Regions from separate parts of the Homo sapiens genome. Here region 1 is linked to region 2. Evidence: read pairs that join two places in POLR2A ChIA-PET (ENCODE). Cell type or tissue: B cell. All regions are shown on one strand. Links, peaks and the distances in the headings refer to the core of each region. The heading gives the core; the rest is flanking DNA. Region 1 overlaps CUL2 (cullin 2). Region 2 overlaps CREM (cAMP responsive element modulator).

The links. ChIA-PET counts read pairs that join two places held together with the same protein. Peaks named below come from ENCODE experiments on the same cell type or tissue, not always from the same donor. Only the 100,000 strongest peaks of a DNase experiment are listed, where the experiment ranks them.
Region 1: POLR2A ChIA-PET joins it to region 2 with 12 read pairs; 3 of 35 experiments call an interaction of 5 or more read pairs at or near these places.

What each region holds. Positions count from the first base shown.
Region 1 is chr10:35,041,009-35,049,388 of GRCh38, reverse strand. CUL2 (cullin 2) reads left to right here. Exons shown (of 21, transcript NM_003591.4): 7 at 4,521-4,617; 8 at 4,713-4,823. Among named protein-coding and RNA genes, the nearest start is that of MIR3611, 34 kb to the left of the region's middle. In B cell, for the core only: no CTCF peak of the experiment used is centred there; no DNase peak of the experiment used is centred there; H3K27ac peaks cover 359 bases.
Region 2 is chr10:35,146,205-35,154,584 of GRCh38, reverse strand. CREM (cAMP responsive element modulator) reads right to left here. Exons shown (of 8, transcript NM_183011.2): 3 at 6,094-6,217. Among named protein-coding and RNA genes, the nearest start is that of CREM, 24 kb to the right of the region's middle. RefSeq lists enhancers at 4,660-4,709, 5,130-5,189, 5,350-5,469. In B cell, for the core only: no CTCF peak of the experiment used is centred there; a DNase peak (open chromatin) is centred at 4,914; H3K27ac peaks cover 1,482 bases.

The DNA.
Region 1 (8,380 bases), core at 140-8,139, 110 kb after region 2:
ACTCTTAGACTTTCTAGGCAGTGCCCTGAGTTGCTTGTACATATTACCTGTTTAAATCCTCGTGAGGACCACCTATTGAGGAAGACATTCTTCTAGTTAGTTGGCTACCTCTTAGCCTCAGTGTTATAATCAATAACTTGCCTAATTCTGTGAGATAAATTTATGGGAAAATGGTTTCCCACTCTACCCATGGCTCAGAGTGGTTAACACTTTTTACCCTAGTGCTGTGTGAATACAATTTAGTACAAAGAACATTTTCCTGTGGAGTCTAGAATAGAACATCCTTGGATTAGCTCTGGCTCAAAGACTCTCAGAAGCACTCTGTCAGTCACACAAATATATATCCAGTAAATTCCAGGTTACTGGAACTGATGTTATAGGAATTATCTAGACCAGTGAATTGTAGTGTAATAATGGCCACTCCACCTATATCTGTGCTCATCAAGAAGACCTAAATAAGGAGTTTTTTTTATATGAGGAATACTTTGTCAAAGCCGTGGTATTTAGTATGGGACTCCTGGGAGGAAGTAAGGGATTAAACACACACACCCACCCCTATGCCTCACATAAGAAGATAAGAGAATATTTTTAAATTTTTGATACCCAATAGAAAGTAGGTGGTAACAACTAGTAACTTGATTTTTAAAAATTGTCACTGACCGTTTGAGTGATTCCATTGTTTTTAGAGATAGAGAGCTGGAGAGGAAAGGCAATACTGAAGCAGTAGGGTGTAACCCGTTGTTTTTCTTCCTCTTTTCTTTACAAAACTGTGAACTAAAAGAACACTCCCAACAAAACTTCTAAGTTCTAATATAATTTCTCCTGCTAAAATATACTAACTTTTCTTTTGACTTGGAATTCAAGTATTTAAAAGTATAATGACAATACTGTTATACTTTCTAAATGTACTTTTGTGAAATATCTTTTTTAATATAATTTTGTCCCAACCTAGTAAATTTTTAGTGTGATTGTTAGTTTGCTAAAAATCAATATGATAAAAAATGAAGGAAACAATGTAAGAAAAATAATACAACTAAAGCATATTAGTTCTGGAAAAGATAGATTATCTGGTCTGCTTGTCTTATTTTTGTTGTTATAATCGGCTTCCATTAAAGCATTGTTTCACATGCTTTACTAAGATCTCACTTATTCTTCATGACAGCTCTCTTAGAGTTTTGCATGTTAAAGTTAAGGAAACTAAGGCATATTAATAATAGAAATTAAACATGGGAACTACATACCAAGCATTGTGCTAAAAATTTTACATCCATCTTCCCATTTAATCCTCACAACACTGGAAGGCTAATACTATTAGTGTCACCATTTTACATGCATGACATCCTTGACATGCAAAAGTCAATGGTGGTGATCTGACTCAGATCATTTGACTCCAGCCTCCATCTAATAATAATTCTAGGGATTCACATCTGGGCTAATCTAACTCTGAATTCATTATGCCTGTCCTTTTTTCCTTTTTTTTTTTGAGACAGGATTCCCACTCTGTCTACTAGGCTGGAGTGCGGTGACATGATTTCAGCTCACTGCAGCCTCCGCCTCCTGGGTTCAAGCAATTCTCCTGCCTCAGCCTCCCGAGTAGCTGGGCACCACCACGCCCTGCTAATTTTTGTATTTTTAGTAGAGACCGGTTTTCACCATGTTGGCCAGGTTGGTCTCGAGCTCCTACCTCAAGAGATCCAACTTTCTCGGCCTCCAAAAGTGTGGGGATTACAGGAGTGAGCCACCGCACCCGGCCTTTATGCCTGTATTTTTTTTTTTTTTTTGAGACAGTCTTGCTCTGTTGCCCAGGTTGGAGTGCAATTGCACGATCTTAGCTCATTGCAACTTCTGCCTGCTGGGTTCAAGCGATTCTTCTGCCTCAGCCTCCCGAGTAGCTGGGACTACAGACGCGCACCACCACACCCGGCTATTTTTTTTTTTTTTTAGTGGAGACGGGGTTTCACCGTTTTAGCCAGGATGGTCTCTATCTCCTGACCTCGTGATCCACCCGCCTCGGCCTTCCAAAGTGCTGGGATTACAGGCGTGAGCCACTGCGCCTGGCCCAGAAATCTTTAACCAAATTATTTTTTATTGTAATCTAATGTGTTCACTCACAGAATTGAGGAACTATCATAGAGAATTAAGCAAATATGGAGGTTGAGGTAGGGTTTCTGATGTGAGCCACATCTTTCTTTTACAGTGAATAGAATTCCTGATATTTAAAATTGTTTTCTAGGTGGGAATGTCAGTTAAAGGAAATGAAGAAATTAGTAATTTAGTCAGCATATTATAGAGCTGCTTGTTAGAGCCATCTATCATTTTGTTCTTCTTTATTACCTGGAAAATTTTATCAAGATATGCTTCTTCTCACCTACTGTTTAGTTACCCAATGGTAGAGTTCATATAGGAAAAGCAAAATAACTGTTTGTTTCTTTCCTTTTTAATAACCCAGTTTTTTGTTTTTGTTTTGTTTTGTTTTGTTTTGTTTTGTTTTGTTTTGAGACAGAGTCTCACTCTGTTGCCCAGGCTAGAATGCCGTGGCACGATCTTGGCTCACTGTAACCTCCTCCTCCCAGGTTCAAGCCAATTTTCCTACCTCAGCCTCCTGAGCAGCTGGGATTATAGACATGCGCCACCATGCCCAGCTAATTTTTGTATTTTTAGTAGAGACTGGATTTCACCATGTTGGCCAGGCTGCTCTCTAACTCCCGACCTCAGATGATCTGCCCACCTCAGCCTCCTAAAGTGCTGGGATTACCAGTGTGAGCCACTGCGCCTGGCCAATAACCCAGTTTTTAAGATAATGAGTTGGTTTGCTGTCATCCTTAGGTGACCAGTTAGCTTTTTAAACTTTACCAGGATGAACTCAGACTTAAACTAGAGAGGCCTACCTCACTTTATTAAACTCTTCTCCTAGTGGCGTATATTAGGTTCCTTCCAGTTTTTCCACTAACACCACTCTTGTTTCTGTTGTACACATATGTAGATGTTTGCTTGGGGTCATAGGGTGTGTATACTTAGAGTTTTGCCAGTATGTCCTCCACAGTATCTGTTCTTCCACCATAAGCAGAACATGAGAAAATAGGTAACAGTTCAGATCAGTATCTCACCAGATTGAATGTGGGCTTATGTGAGGTCACGCATGTGACCCAAGCCAAGGAAATGAGCTCACATGTGTGACCTTATTATATGAACTAGTCAGTGATATCAAGATATCAAGATTCTCTATGACTGACAGAATTACTGTAGCCATATTAATTCATGTCCAAAAAATAGTTCTCAGAATATCCAAATAATTAAAGGAAGAATCAAAGAGGACTAGAGGGGTTCAGAGGCAGGGAAGGACTCTAGTATGTAAAGGTAATTGCCTGGATGCTTTTCCTTGATGCTTTTCTTCAATGATAGAAAATTCTTACATCCTATATATAGAGCAACAAGCTCTTACTAGGGAATGATGATAATAAGTTTTCTGTTGCTCTCTTTGTGACATTATTAATGCAAAGAAGAAATTATTTTAAAGTAGGTTGGAAGAGTGTGTAGTGAGGTAAACCATAATGGTTTGATTTGAGCATTGGTACTAGAGTCACAAAATCCCAATTTAGAGCTAGATTATTTTACTGTGGCTTTAAGCAAACTTTTTTTCTATTTTATTTTTATTTTTATTTTTTAATTTTTGAGACAGGGTCTTGCTCTGTCACCCAGGCTGGAGTGCAGTGGTGCAATCGTGGCTCACTGTAGCCTCGACTCCTCCTGGGCTCAAACGATCCTCCCACCTCAGCCTCCAGAGTAGCTGGGACCACAAGCATGTGCCACCATGCACAGCTAAGTTGTTTTTTTTTTTTTTTTGTATGGGGTCTTGCTATGTTGCCCAGGCTAGTCTCAAACTCAGGACTCAAGGGATCATCCCACCTCAGCCTCCAGAGTAGCTGGGACCACAGGTGTGTGCCACCATGCATGGCTAATTTTTTTTTTGAATGAGGTCTCGCTCTATTGCCCAGGCAGCTCACAAATTCAGCACTCAGGGATCCTCCCACCTTGGCCTCCCAAAGTGTTGGGATTACAGGCACGAGCCACGGTGCCTGGTTCTATTTCATATTCCTTTTATTAGAAAAGCTAACATTTCACCTACATGTCTTAATATGATTAAGACTTTGTAGTTTGTAGTGAGTGAAAATCAAGCATTCTTAACCGCCAGTATTAAAGTTTTGAATTGATGGGCTCGTATCTACTTTGTTAAAATTAAAGAAGTGTTATCTTATTACTGACATAGTATCTTGAACTTTACAATCAGTTTTCTTTTTATTTCTTGAAATGACATCTAATGTATACATTAACTATCATGAATATTAACTCAGCTGTGATATAAAAAAAATCATTGTTAAGATTCATGCATGTACCTTTTTATAGTTCTTTACACTTTGATTAGACCAATAGAATAAGGAGCCATATTTTGGCATATTTTGGGTATATTTCCATAGATAATTTGTATTCTCAAGAATATTTTGTGTTATACCTTGTTTTAGTGATCGTGGTGGAGAAGACCCAAACCAGAAAGTAATCCATGGGGTTATTAACTCCTTTGTTCATGTTGAACAGTATAAGAAAAAATTCCCCTTAAAGGTAAACAGCCTCCTTTAAAAACAAATAATCAGACTGTTAATTTCTTAAACTGCTTGTTCTAATTTCTTCTAATATGATGTAATTGATTTATTCAGTTTTATCAGGAAATTTTTGAGTCTCCCTTTCTGACTGAAACAGGAGAGTATTACAAACAAGAAGCTTCAAATTTATTACAAGAATCAAACTGCTCACAGTATATGGAAAAGGTAAGAAATAAAACATATCGAATACATTTATCTATTTTGTATCTGGCCTGGTTTTATTTAACATCGTTCTTAGTTTTCTTGTTTTGTTTCTTGGTGGAAAAATATTCTGTTTATTTAATCTATTTAATCATTAACTCTGAGTTACAGTTATTATATAATATCGATTGATAAGTCATTGCTCTTTACAATACCCTTCCAGTTTTCATCATAATTGATGCTTTTTGATAAATCCTGACTGCTTGGTTTACTTGTCCTTGAAATTAATATATATGCACATTCTTGGCAGAATAATCAGTTTATACTGGATTTCATGCTTAGTGGTTAGTTTAGAGAATAGGATAAGTGCAGAAGCTCTGTGTTGAGGTTTTTTTCTTCCTTTAAAATGAGAGGAAAAATATGAGGAAAATATAGTAATTCTAGACATTTGGATGAGTCACTCTTTTGGTCTGTTAAGTTCTTGAAAGGCTGAGAGACAACCCCACGTGAGGTGTTTTTTTTTTTTTTTTTTTTTTTTGGAGATGTGGTCTTGCTCTGGTGCCCAGACTAGAGTGCAGTGGCTTGATCATGGCTCCCAGGCTCAAGTGGTCCTCCTGTCTCAGCCTACGAAGTAGCTGGGACTACAGGCACACACCACCACGCCCAGCAACTTTTAAAATTTGTTATAGAGATGGGGTCTTGCTGTGTTGCCCAGGCTGGTCTCAGAACTCCTCAACTTGAGCAGTCCTCCTGCCTCAGCCTCCCAAAGCGCTGGGATTTTAGATGTGAGCCATTGCACCCAGCCAAGAAATTTTAATTGATCACTAAACCAGTACATATTGGTTATCATATGTTAAATCCCATGTTTATTTTCTCAGTAGTAGAAGAAAAAAGTGTTCATACAAATTAAACCACCATATGTAAGATATATTAGAACTTCTAGCCAGGTTTTTAAATCTGCAGTGTTGGATTTCAAGCATTTTATTTTGGGATGGTTTGTGTTAGTTTATGTAGCCAAGAAAGGTCGAGTAGTTTAAGTGGGTGAGCTGTCATCCTACATCCCTAGGCCACAAGTCACAAAGCATCCGTGCTTACCGATACACTGTTGTGTCATCCACAAAGCCCAGATCTAGAGGTCTTAGTTGTTTGATTATCTTCCTGCTTTTCTTACTAGTTAGCTCTGTCCCCTGAGCAAATTATCTGGAACTTTTCCCCCATCAATTAAGTTCAGGTTACACTAGATCAGTGGTTCTAAGCTCTTAGCCCTTATTGCACCTTAGACTTTTGTTGAAGCCTCTAGATCCAGCCCCAAGAATCACACACAGATTATCTGTGATACATGCACTTTGCTCTGTCTGGCTGTCAAAAATATGCCACTGGCAAGTGGTGGCAGTAGCCCAGATGTCTGTTAGAAGTTGAAAGAATAAGCAAAATGTGATACATATGTGCATTGGAATATTATTCATCGTGTGTAGTGAAAAACTCTCTCAAACCATGTTTTTCCTCTACTCTCACACCACAGCAACAATCATCAGCACAGAAGGCTTCTGTAAACAAAGGTGTGGCTCTCTTCTCCCACACACCAAGCAGCAGACACCAGCTAGGTGTCCTCCAGTTCAACTCTAACACCATCTACTTGAGATAGTGGCTAATCCCACAGTTTGGGGACTGAGTCTCCAAGACTGCCCTGCACACCCCCAGACACCAGTCACAAGTCTGGGCCTCCGGACTACTGACCGACTGGCTTTCAAGTTGAAGTCCTACAGTACACTGTTTGGGTTCCATTAATTTGCTAGAGCAGCTCACAGAACTTAGGGAAACACTCACTTAATGTTTACTAGTTCATTAAGAAGGATATTTTAGAGGATACAAATAAACAACCACTTGAGGAGACACATAAGGGAAGGTCTGAAATCACCATGAGTGCAGGAGCTTCTATCCCTGTGGAACCCAGTCTTCTTGGATTTTTGTGGAAGCTTCATGATGTCAGTAGTCTTTCCCCCAGCGTACAGGGTGGGGCTTTCTCTGGGGAGGGTCTTATGACCCACAGTCAGAAAGGTAGGGCAAGATTAGAGTCCTGCCTTGAGGCAGGTGAAAGGAGAGTAGGAGAGAAATTCTGTTTCCTGAGACCTAACACACTCAACATTATAACTAAAGACTGTAACTAGGGCTAAGGGAGTTATGAACCAGGAACCACAGATGAAAACCAATGTACTTACATATCACAACACCACACAGTCTTTAAAAAGAATTGAAGTTATACATGATACAACATGGATGAACCATGAAAATGTTATGCTAAGTGGAAAAAGACAGACACAAAAGGGCAAATATTCTGTGGTTCAATTTATAGGAAATATCTAGAACAGACAAATTCAAAAGGACAGAAGATAGATTAGAGGTTATCAGGGGAGGAGGATGTGAGGAGTTGTTACTTAATGGTTATAAAGTTTCTGATGGGGTAATGAAAAATATTTGGAAGTAGACAATGGGGGTGATTACACAACATAGTGAGCGTTATTTAATGCCACTGAATTGCCCACATAAAAATGGCTAATGTAAATTTTATTATCTATGTTTTTACCACAATTTAAAAACATTGATAATGTAATATACCAAAACCATTGAATTGCACACTTTAAATGGGTGAATTATTTAATATGTAAATTACATCTCAAGGTGTTAAAAGGGAAGGAGGGACATTGGAATAAATTATGTTTGGAAAAGAATGTTTATTAGAAAAGCTTATTTCAGGCTGGGCACGGTGGCTCAGACCTGTAATTGCAGCACTTTGGGAGGCTGAGGCGGGCAGATTACGCAAGTCCAGGAGTTCAGGACAAGCCTGGGCAACGTGGCAAAACCCCATCTCTACAAAAAATTAAAAAACTAGCCACACATGGTGGTGTAGTCGTCTGGTCATAGCTCTTGGGACGCTGAGGTGGGAAGATCACTTGAGCCTGAGAGGCGGAAGTTGCAGTGAGCCGAGATTGCACCACTGCCCTCCTGCCTGGGCCAGAGAGCGAGATCCTGTCTGACAAAAGAAAGAAAAAGAAAAGCTCATTTCAGGAAATAATGTTGGACCATATTAGCTTCAAGGGCAAAACCCTGGGCTTTGCTCTCCATTTAGTTAATTGGGGAATGAGTCAGTACAGCCTTCCTGCCTCCTTGCTGCGTTCCTCTTATAGCTTTGGCCTTTCTTTCCCCCAGGGGTTTTACAGCTGTTTGAAGCCCTGCACTGGGGCAGTCCAACCTTCTCTACATTTCTCTTGATATGCGCCTCTCTCTCCCAAGTTATCATTGTTTTATTTTTTCCTTCTTCCATCCTCCTTCACCTCTCTCAGACCCACTGTAATTCCTGTTGCATTAACTTGGCAAGCAGATTAAAGTCACTATAGTATGCTCTGAATGACTAATAGACTTAATCCTTTTTGTTATAAAAATAGCCCTTAAAGGATTTATTGTTAATCAAAGTGCCTTTCTTAGCTGATGTAATATGTGGTGAACACTTTTGTCCTCTAGACCAGGGGTCCCTGACCCTCAGGCTGAGGACCAGTACTGACCTGTGGCCTGTTAGGAACTGG
Region 2 (8,380 bases), core at 232-8,231:
GAGCAATAGTGAAAAAATCTACAGTAAAACAGAAACTTTTATTTCAAAATTTTAACAGGAACACTTTTCTCCTTCAGTAGGAGTCCCTCAGCTAAGGAAATTAATATACTGAAGCTAAAATACAAGATTCAATAAAACACTGACCTTAAACTAGATCTACTTAGCTGAAATTATATGAAATCAACCTAACATAATGCAGATCTCTTTAATATACAAATATGAGGTTGCTAACCTATTAACAAGAGAAAATGTTGCTTGAGGTCTTCTATTTGTTTGCTCATTTTTTGTTTGTTTTGTGATTGCCATCTACATCCTTCCTAGGCCTATGTGGGACCAAGAAGATTTTTGGCATAGCTGGGCAAAACAGAGAAATGCCATTCCAATTTTCCACCAGATTAAAAAAGAAAATTTACAACTCGCACATGACAACATTTCCAAGTATCCCTTGTTAAATCGTTCCTACTTCAATCCCCGATGGCATGCCAGGGCTGCTTTATTCCGAGGGACTCCTTACACATTGTGCACTTAGAATGGAAAAGATAAGAAAGGATAAGATATGAAGCCATCAGAAATTCAGAAGAGTCAGTCACTTTTGGCAAACATCATAGGGTTAACAGAGTTCAGCTTGATTAGGAGAGTATAATCTCTGAACAACATTCCCTAGCGGCTTTCTCTGCCTCCCTAGTGTCTCCTTGTTTCCAAAAATACAGAGGTCCTTGGAGAGGTTAAGTGTTATATCAGAACTAATTCTCTCGAGGCAGTTTGCTGACCTTGACAATCTCCAGAGTTTCCTTCCCCCCTTTTGACTCCTAGCATACTGCTCCTTTCATCTTTCCCTTCTATCTTTGCTGAAACCTTGAGAAGTAGTCATTTATAAAGAAGAGTTATTTAGCTTTCAGAGTCGAGGCCTCCAGGCTTCAGCAGCAGCTATGGAGAATTATACTTCAGAAAGTCAGTTTTAAGGTACATCCTTTCCACTGGCTCCATCTGAATGACCTTACCCACCTAGGTCTTCATGGCAGTGTTACCAATTCCCAAGAGTCTAGGAACAAGAAAAGTTCAAGGTGTCCACTCTACTGCCTTCAGAGTAGATCATACATTTGTGAAATGAATATGGATTGCATATTAATTATACTTAACTAGGTATAATGACATTTTGTTATATAAGAAAATGTCCATAATGTTTTAAGAGTTGTATACCCAGAAGTAAGTAGGAGTAAAATGACATGATGTCTGAGATCTGCTGAGCAGCTTAAAATACTTCAGCGACAAGAAGAAAAAAAGAAGATAGATGAGGCAAGTGCTACAAAATCTTTTTTTTTAATTTTATTGAGACAAGGTCTCGCTATGTCGTCAGGCTGGAGTGCAGTGGTTATTCATAGGCATGATCACAGTGCACTACAGCCTTGAGCTCCTGGGCTCAAGCAATCCACTGGTCTCAGTCTCCCAAGTAGCTGGGACTACAAGGGCATGCCATCACACCTGGCAAAAATTTTTGTTGTATTAATTTATTTTTTATTAAAGAGACAAGCTCTCAAGCTGGTCTTGAACTCCTGGGCTCAGGCAATCCTCTTGCCTCAGCCTCCCAAAGTGCTGGGATTATAGGCATGAGCCACCATGCCTGGTCTAGCAAAATCTTAATAATTACTAACTTTATATATATGTGGAATCATTCTTCTACTCTTATGTATGTTTGAAGTCTTTCACAACAAAAGAAGTTTTAACTTCCCATTACCCATTTAAAAACAATATTATTTCCGGAGGATGTAAGTGTCACTATTTTAAAACTACTTGTATTGTACATACAATATTTTTGCTTTTCACCATTTTGATTTCTGGAAAAGATTTCCTCCTGGCCAGGTTATTTAAAATGGACTCTCCAACTTATTATCAACAGTTTTACCAGAATCCAGCGAGTCTAGTCCTGTATATCAACACACGTACTTAATAAATAAGATACCAGCTTCCATTAAAAATAAATCAGCATAAAAATAATTTAGGCAAGAAGAAAGCCAAGACAACATTTAACTTCCAGTTATTTGCCGTACTAGGATTTGTTGATGGCAACTCCTGCTTCCAACTTTTTGACATTACCACCACCGTGATTTTGTTTTCAAACAGAAGAGAAAGGCTCCATTTATTACTACAAAGTTATAAAACAGAAAAGCAAAACTCCAGTGTCCCCTGGTGTACCTGCACCTCACCTCAATCCATCAGCAGAACAGGGGCCTGACAGCCAAAACCAAGCTCAACAGTTGCTAGGTCTCTGATGATTTTCATAGTATATTCTTGATTAGCAGAAGCTCTGGAAAGGCCAGGACAATCAAAACAACCAGTATCAAATGACCTTAGATGCAAAGAATCAAACCCACTGAACGTTCTGCTTACGCCTTTTGTTCCCACACTGTTTACTGATAATCTGATCATATAAACAAGGAAGGTGAGTGTCAGAAATTCCTCTTTATTCACAACTAAGTTTAAATCTAAAACATATGGAAATTTACAATCCTCAAGTCTGAAGAAAAATGAGACAAGTGGCAAGTAAATATGAAGCCATCAGAAATTCAGAAGAGTCAGTCACTTTTGGCATACATCATAGGGTTAATAGAGTTCAGCTTGATTTCCTACTCCTTGTAAGACATATACTATTGTATGATAGTAACAATACTCATAAACGAACAGCTGCTGGTGTCACAAGAACTTTAATGAGTAATTATGTTCAGAAAATTCTGACTGCTAAGAATTGTCTTCTAATTCTTCAAAAAATCATGATCCATGCATGGCATGGAGGATAATTCTTAGTTAACTAAAATAATCCATAAGTCGGCATACAGATTACTTCTTAATCTCTATATTTCTAGCATGTGAAAGATAAAAACCATAGTTTCAGTTTGATCAAATACTTCAAACAGGCCAGGTGCAGTGGCTCACACCAGTAATCCCAGCACTTCAGGAGATCAAAGCAGGTGGACTGCTTGAGGTCAGGAGTTCAAAACCAGCCTGGCCAACATGGCATAACCCTCTCTACTAAAAACACAAAAATCAGTTGGGCGTGGTGGCACATGCCTGTAATCCCAGCTACTCGGGAGGCTGAGGCATAATAATCATTGGAACCCGGGAGGTGGAGGATGCAGTGAGCAGAGGTTGCAGTGAGCCGAGATTGCACCACTGCATTCCAGCTTGGGTGACATAGTGAGACTCTGTCTCAAAAAAACAAAACGAAACAAAACAAAAACAACAACAAAAAAATACTTCTAACAATATAAAATAGAAAAACAGCAAAACTCCAAGAATTTACTATCCAGATTTAATAACTATCAATATTTATTAGCATACAACATTATTTGAGATTTTTAAAGAAGCATTACAAACGTAAACACAGGCTTTTTCTAGTTCCTTGATTCTGCCTTCTCACAAGTCTCTATAATGTTCCATTTTATTCAAAACATTCCCAAATTTCTCACATCCCAGTTCTCACCCCTTTGTTTCACAAACCCATCTTTCTCTATTAGTTCAAGACAAATTTCTTAAAAGAGTCTATACTTCCAACTTCCACTTCCCCTCCTCTTACTTATTCTATAACCTACTAAAACCTAGTTTCTGTCCACTGGTCTCCTATTCAATTCCAAGCCCTCAGAAACCTAAGACTACTTTTCAGACTCCACATTACTTAACCTGTTGGCAACACTTTCAAGCCCTCAGAAACCTAAGACTACTTTTCAGACTCCACATTACTTAACCTGTTGGCAACACTTTTTTTTTTTGAGACAGGGTCTCACTCTGTCACCCAGGCCGGAGTGAAGTGGCTCCAACTTGGCTCACTGCAACCTCAGCCTCCTGGGTTCAAGTGATTCTCGTGCCTCAGCCTCCCGAGCAGCTGCGACTACAGGCGTGTGCCACCATAACCACCTAGTTTTGTATTTTTAGTAGAGACAGGGTTTCTTCATGTTGGCCAGGCTGGTCTCGGACTCCTGGCCTCAAGCGATCCACCTGCTTTGGCCTCCCAAAGTACTGGGATTACAGATATGAGCCACTGCACCTGGCCACCTGTTGGCAATTTCTGAGTGAGGCTCACAGAGGTGGCTGTCGCCCAGCCTGAAGGTCCTCAGAATTGCAAATTACCATATTTAGATAATGGAAATCTATTGCTGGGACTTCAGCCCCAGAATTCTGGGGCAAAAGGCATCTGTAGAACTTAGTGAGCCGGGACCCACCTAGAAGGAAGTAGAGTCAGAAGGAAGAAAATGTACTTTCAGGCTGGGTACAAGAAGCTCACACCTGTAATTCCAGCACTTTGGGAAGCTGAGGTGCAAGGACTGCTTCAGCACAGGAGTTTGAGACCAGCCTGGGCAATATAGTGAGAACTTGTCTCTACCAAAAAAAAAAGAAAGTGCTTTCAACTACAACTTCAGCAAAGGGCAGAATTACTGACCAGAAACCATAGCTCTAAAGATTCTGGAAAATCCCAAAATCATGAGAAAAAGTATATGCTTTCTATTCTATTCACACAGACAAAAAGACTAAAGGAGCTACACCAAAATGTTAACAATGATTAAATCTCTGGATGTTAAGATTATGGATAGTTTTTATATTCTTCATTTTAATATTTATTTTCTACAATGAACATGCATTTTTTTTAACAAGGGTGTGTGTGTGTGTGTGTGTGTGTGTGTGTGTGTGTGTGTGTGTGTGTGTTTAAGCAAAAGGCCTGGCCTAACCTAAATGCCTGTCTCTCAGTGTAACAAAAGGTGTTGCTAGGGAGATACAGCTCTACAGAATACCGCAGAAAACCTGCAGGGAACGAGTGGGTGTTGGCAGCTTTAAAGAGGAAAGAAAAGCAGGCTGGGTGCACAGGAAAGGAGAGCTCTCACACCAGTCTGGCCTAATATAACCCAAGAAGTGCCTGGTGTTTCCCCTGGGCCTTCCAGTCAACCACCAGGTCCTTTTTATTCTCCCTTTAATGTACCACAAAGGTCTCACCACTGCTCTGTATCTCACGCTACTTTGACTCCACCAGGCACCCTGATGGTGTCTTCAGTTCCGACTCACTGACTTTCAATTCCACCTCCACATGGCTACTAGTGTCAAAACTGAAAATACGGTGGGCACCTGAAAATATTTCAATACTATTTAGAGTACAGTGTACTCTAAACCCTGAAATGTATACGATCCTCTACTTACCTTTACCAGCTGGACTGCCCAGCCCAGACACCTGGCTCCAGTTAAACTCAATACCCATAGTTCCCTGAACATCCCATGCTCTGGCTCTGTGCCTCTGTGCACACTCTTCGCTCTGCCTAGAATATGCTTCCTCACCTTATCAACCTGGCAGACTCCTACTCATCCTTTGTGCCTAGCTCAAAGGAGATATATAAAGCACTCCTAGTCAGCTGGCTGCTCCCTCTTCTGTAGGCCTTATTCATTTTCTACATAGTATCTTACAGCACTTCTTACCCTACTGGAATTATTGCTAAAATATCTGTCTACCCTACCAAACCATGGGATATTTAAGTCCTGAAACTACATATCCACATGCATCCGGAATAATTAGACACAGCAGACATTCAATAAATATTTGATGAACTAACAAATGTGTTTATTTTTACTATATTTTTAATAGATATCTCAGAAATAAATTTTAGGATCTAGAAACAGGTACTAACTGATACTGGTGACCTCTGAATGAAACCAATTCAAAGTTCGAGACCTAACTGAAAAGAAAGTAATGATTAAGACAAATATATACGGGGAAAATGGTAAGATTTCTGTCATCTTAACAGCTAAGGACATCAGAACTGTATCAATTTCGAATTAGCAACCCTCTCAAATCATACTTTGAGGATTACATATTCAGGAAGGGTTTTTGTTTTTCCTTCCATAGTGGTGGTGGCAATGGAGATGGGGCACTGCTGAATGTCTGTTAAAATGCAAGGCTAATTACAACACGTATCTTTTCTTCACAATCAAATAAGCAAGAATGGCTGATAACCAGGGAACATGGAAAATTTAAGATCAATGGCAAGAAAACAGAATCTGCACCTAATTCTCATTTCCATATATTTTGACTTTCAACGGTGCCTGCCTATTGCCTACCTGAGCTAAAGCAGGGATTGAATTTTGGCCAGTCTGAGTCTGCACATGAGCAGACTTGCTCTCTGTCAAAGAAGCTGTTATACTTCCATCATGCTGGGATTCAACTGTTTCCATGGTCATTTGTCTGAAAAGACAATAAAAAGGAAGACAAATTAAGGCCCTATCTTAAGTATTTGGAAATACAGGTTGAACATCCCTAATCCAAAAATCCAAAATCTGAAATGCTCCAAAATCTGAAACTTTCTGAGCATTTACATGATGCCACAAAAGGAAAATTCCACATGTGACCTCATGCTATGGCTCAAAACTTTGTATCCTGTACAAAATCATTAAAAATATTGTATAAAATTACCTTTAGACTATAAGGTGTATATGAAACATAAATGAATCTCGTGTCTAGACCTGGCTCTCATCCCCAAGGTAACTCATATGTATATGCGAATATTCTAAAATCCAAAAAATTCCAAATTCTGAAACAATTCTGGTCCCAAGCATTTCAGATAAGGGATACTCAACCTGTACTGTTTTTACCTAGCTTTCTAATAATCATTTCTGACATCCAATTGTACTATCTGGTTTTTGTTTTCTTCAAGAAACAGGTTCAATAGTAGAGTCCTAACTCTCTCATCTTTTCTTTTCTGCTCACTGAATATGAACATTACCAAGGGAGCACTGCAAAATGTCTCATGAAAACTACCTTATTTTAAAACGTATAAAGTCTTCCTGATCATTACTTTAACCCTGCTGTTTAGCATGAATGGCTGGAAAATTAGGTTTTCTATTTTACATGAAAAGTATAAATATTCTATGATTCTTAAGGCCTAATAAACCTGCTTTATGTTATGAGGTAGTGTGAAGGAATTTCCCCATCGTCTAAATTAAATGTATAATAATACAAAAATGTGTCTTGCTTTGTTATCACTAAGTCGTTTCTGATAAACAAGCCCCAATTATTGAAAAAAGAGGACCTAATTTTTCCAGGAAAAACTTCTGATGTGATTTGAAGTTTGTGTATGAATTCAGTTTAAGTTAGTGATTTCTATATGGACTCTTTTTAGAAGGCAAACTATATTATAATAAATTTTATCCTGTTAAAATATAAACAAAATAAACAAAACTAAAATTTAAAAACCTATAGAGGCCGGGCACGGTGGCTCACGTCTGTAATCCCAGCACTTTGGGAGGCTGAGGCGGGCGGATCACCAGGTCAGGAGATCGAGACCATCCTGGCTAACACGGTGAAACCCCGTCTCTACTAAAAATACGAAAAATTAGCCGGGCGCCACCGTGGTAGGCGCCTGTAGTCCCAGCTACTCGGGAGGCTGAGGCAGGAGAATGGCGTGAACCCAGGAGGCAGAGCTTGCAGTGAGCCGAGATTGCGCCAGTGGACTCCAGCCTGGGCGACAGAGCGAGACTCCGTCTTAAAAAAAAAAAAAAAAAAAAAAAAAAACCCAAAAAACTTATAGAAACTACTCCCTGCTGTTACACATCTTTTCAGCTGTCAATAATACAATGTTTCTTTTTCACCTTAGTCTAACTATACATCCAAAAAGTATATAGACCACTTAGATCTTTGAATTAAAACATCCAAGTTGTTTTTCCAGATTTAATTAGTTACCAGATTCTACAGATCCTTCATCTACTGTCTTTGACTTCCTACTGCCTTTTGCATTCCAGTAGCCGTTACCCAAATCCAATCCTTCCATGCTCAAACCTGTCTGCTATCATCTATACTACAGTTATTTTAATACTTATAACTGACCAGGACAATTTAGAGCAATTATACCAAAATACAAACGTCGAGCCTACCATAGAAAAATGTCTTTCCCTTAATATTGCCTAATCCTTTATCTCTTTTCTTATAACTTCCCAGAGTGGCCTCTCCAATTCTAGGTAATTATAGGTCATCATCACACATGAAGTGTTAATTCCTACTGTTATACTTTTGGTTATGTGAGCAGTTTCCAAAGAAAATACCTCAGGACATTAGTTCTGCAGGTTCTAAAAAGGCATTATCTGGGGAAAAAGGGTAGGGAAAATGCTTTGTCAAAACGTTTTAAAGATTAAAAGGGTTTCTTTCCCACAGAACATCTCAAAAGCTTCAATCTGCTAGTGTGTCTTGAGAAGGGTGAAGGGCACAGGTCCAACAGACAGCATTTTCTAAAAGTATCTGACTACCAAACAAACCCTTTTCCCACAAAGCATGCCCTAGCAGGAGTATTTTGGAAACCACCTGGGAAATGTTGTCTTGTGCTATTTTTTACACCTTTGAAAGGCAAAACCTTTC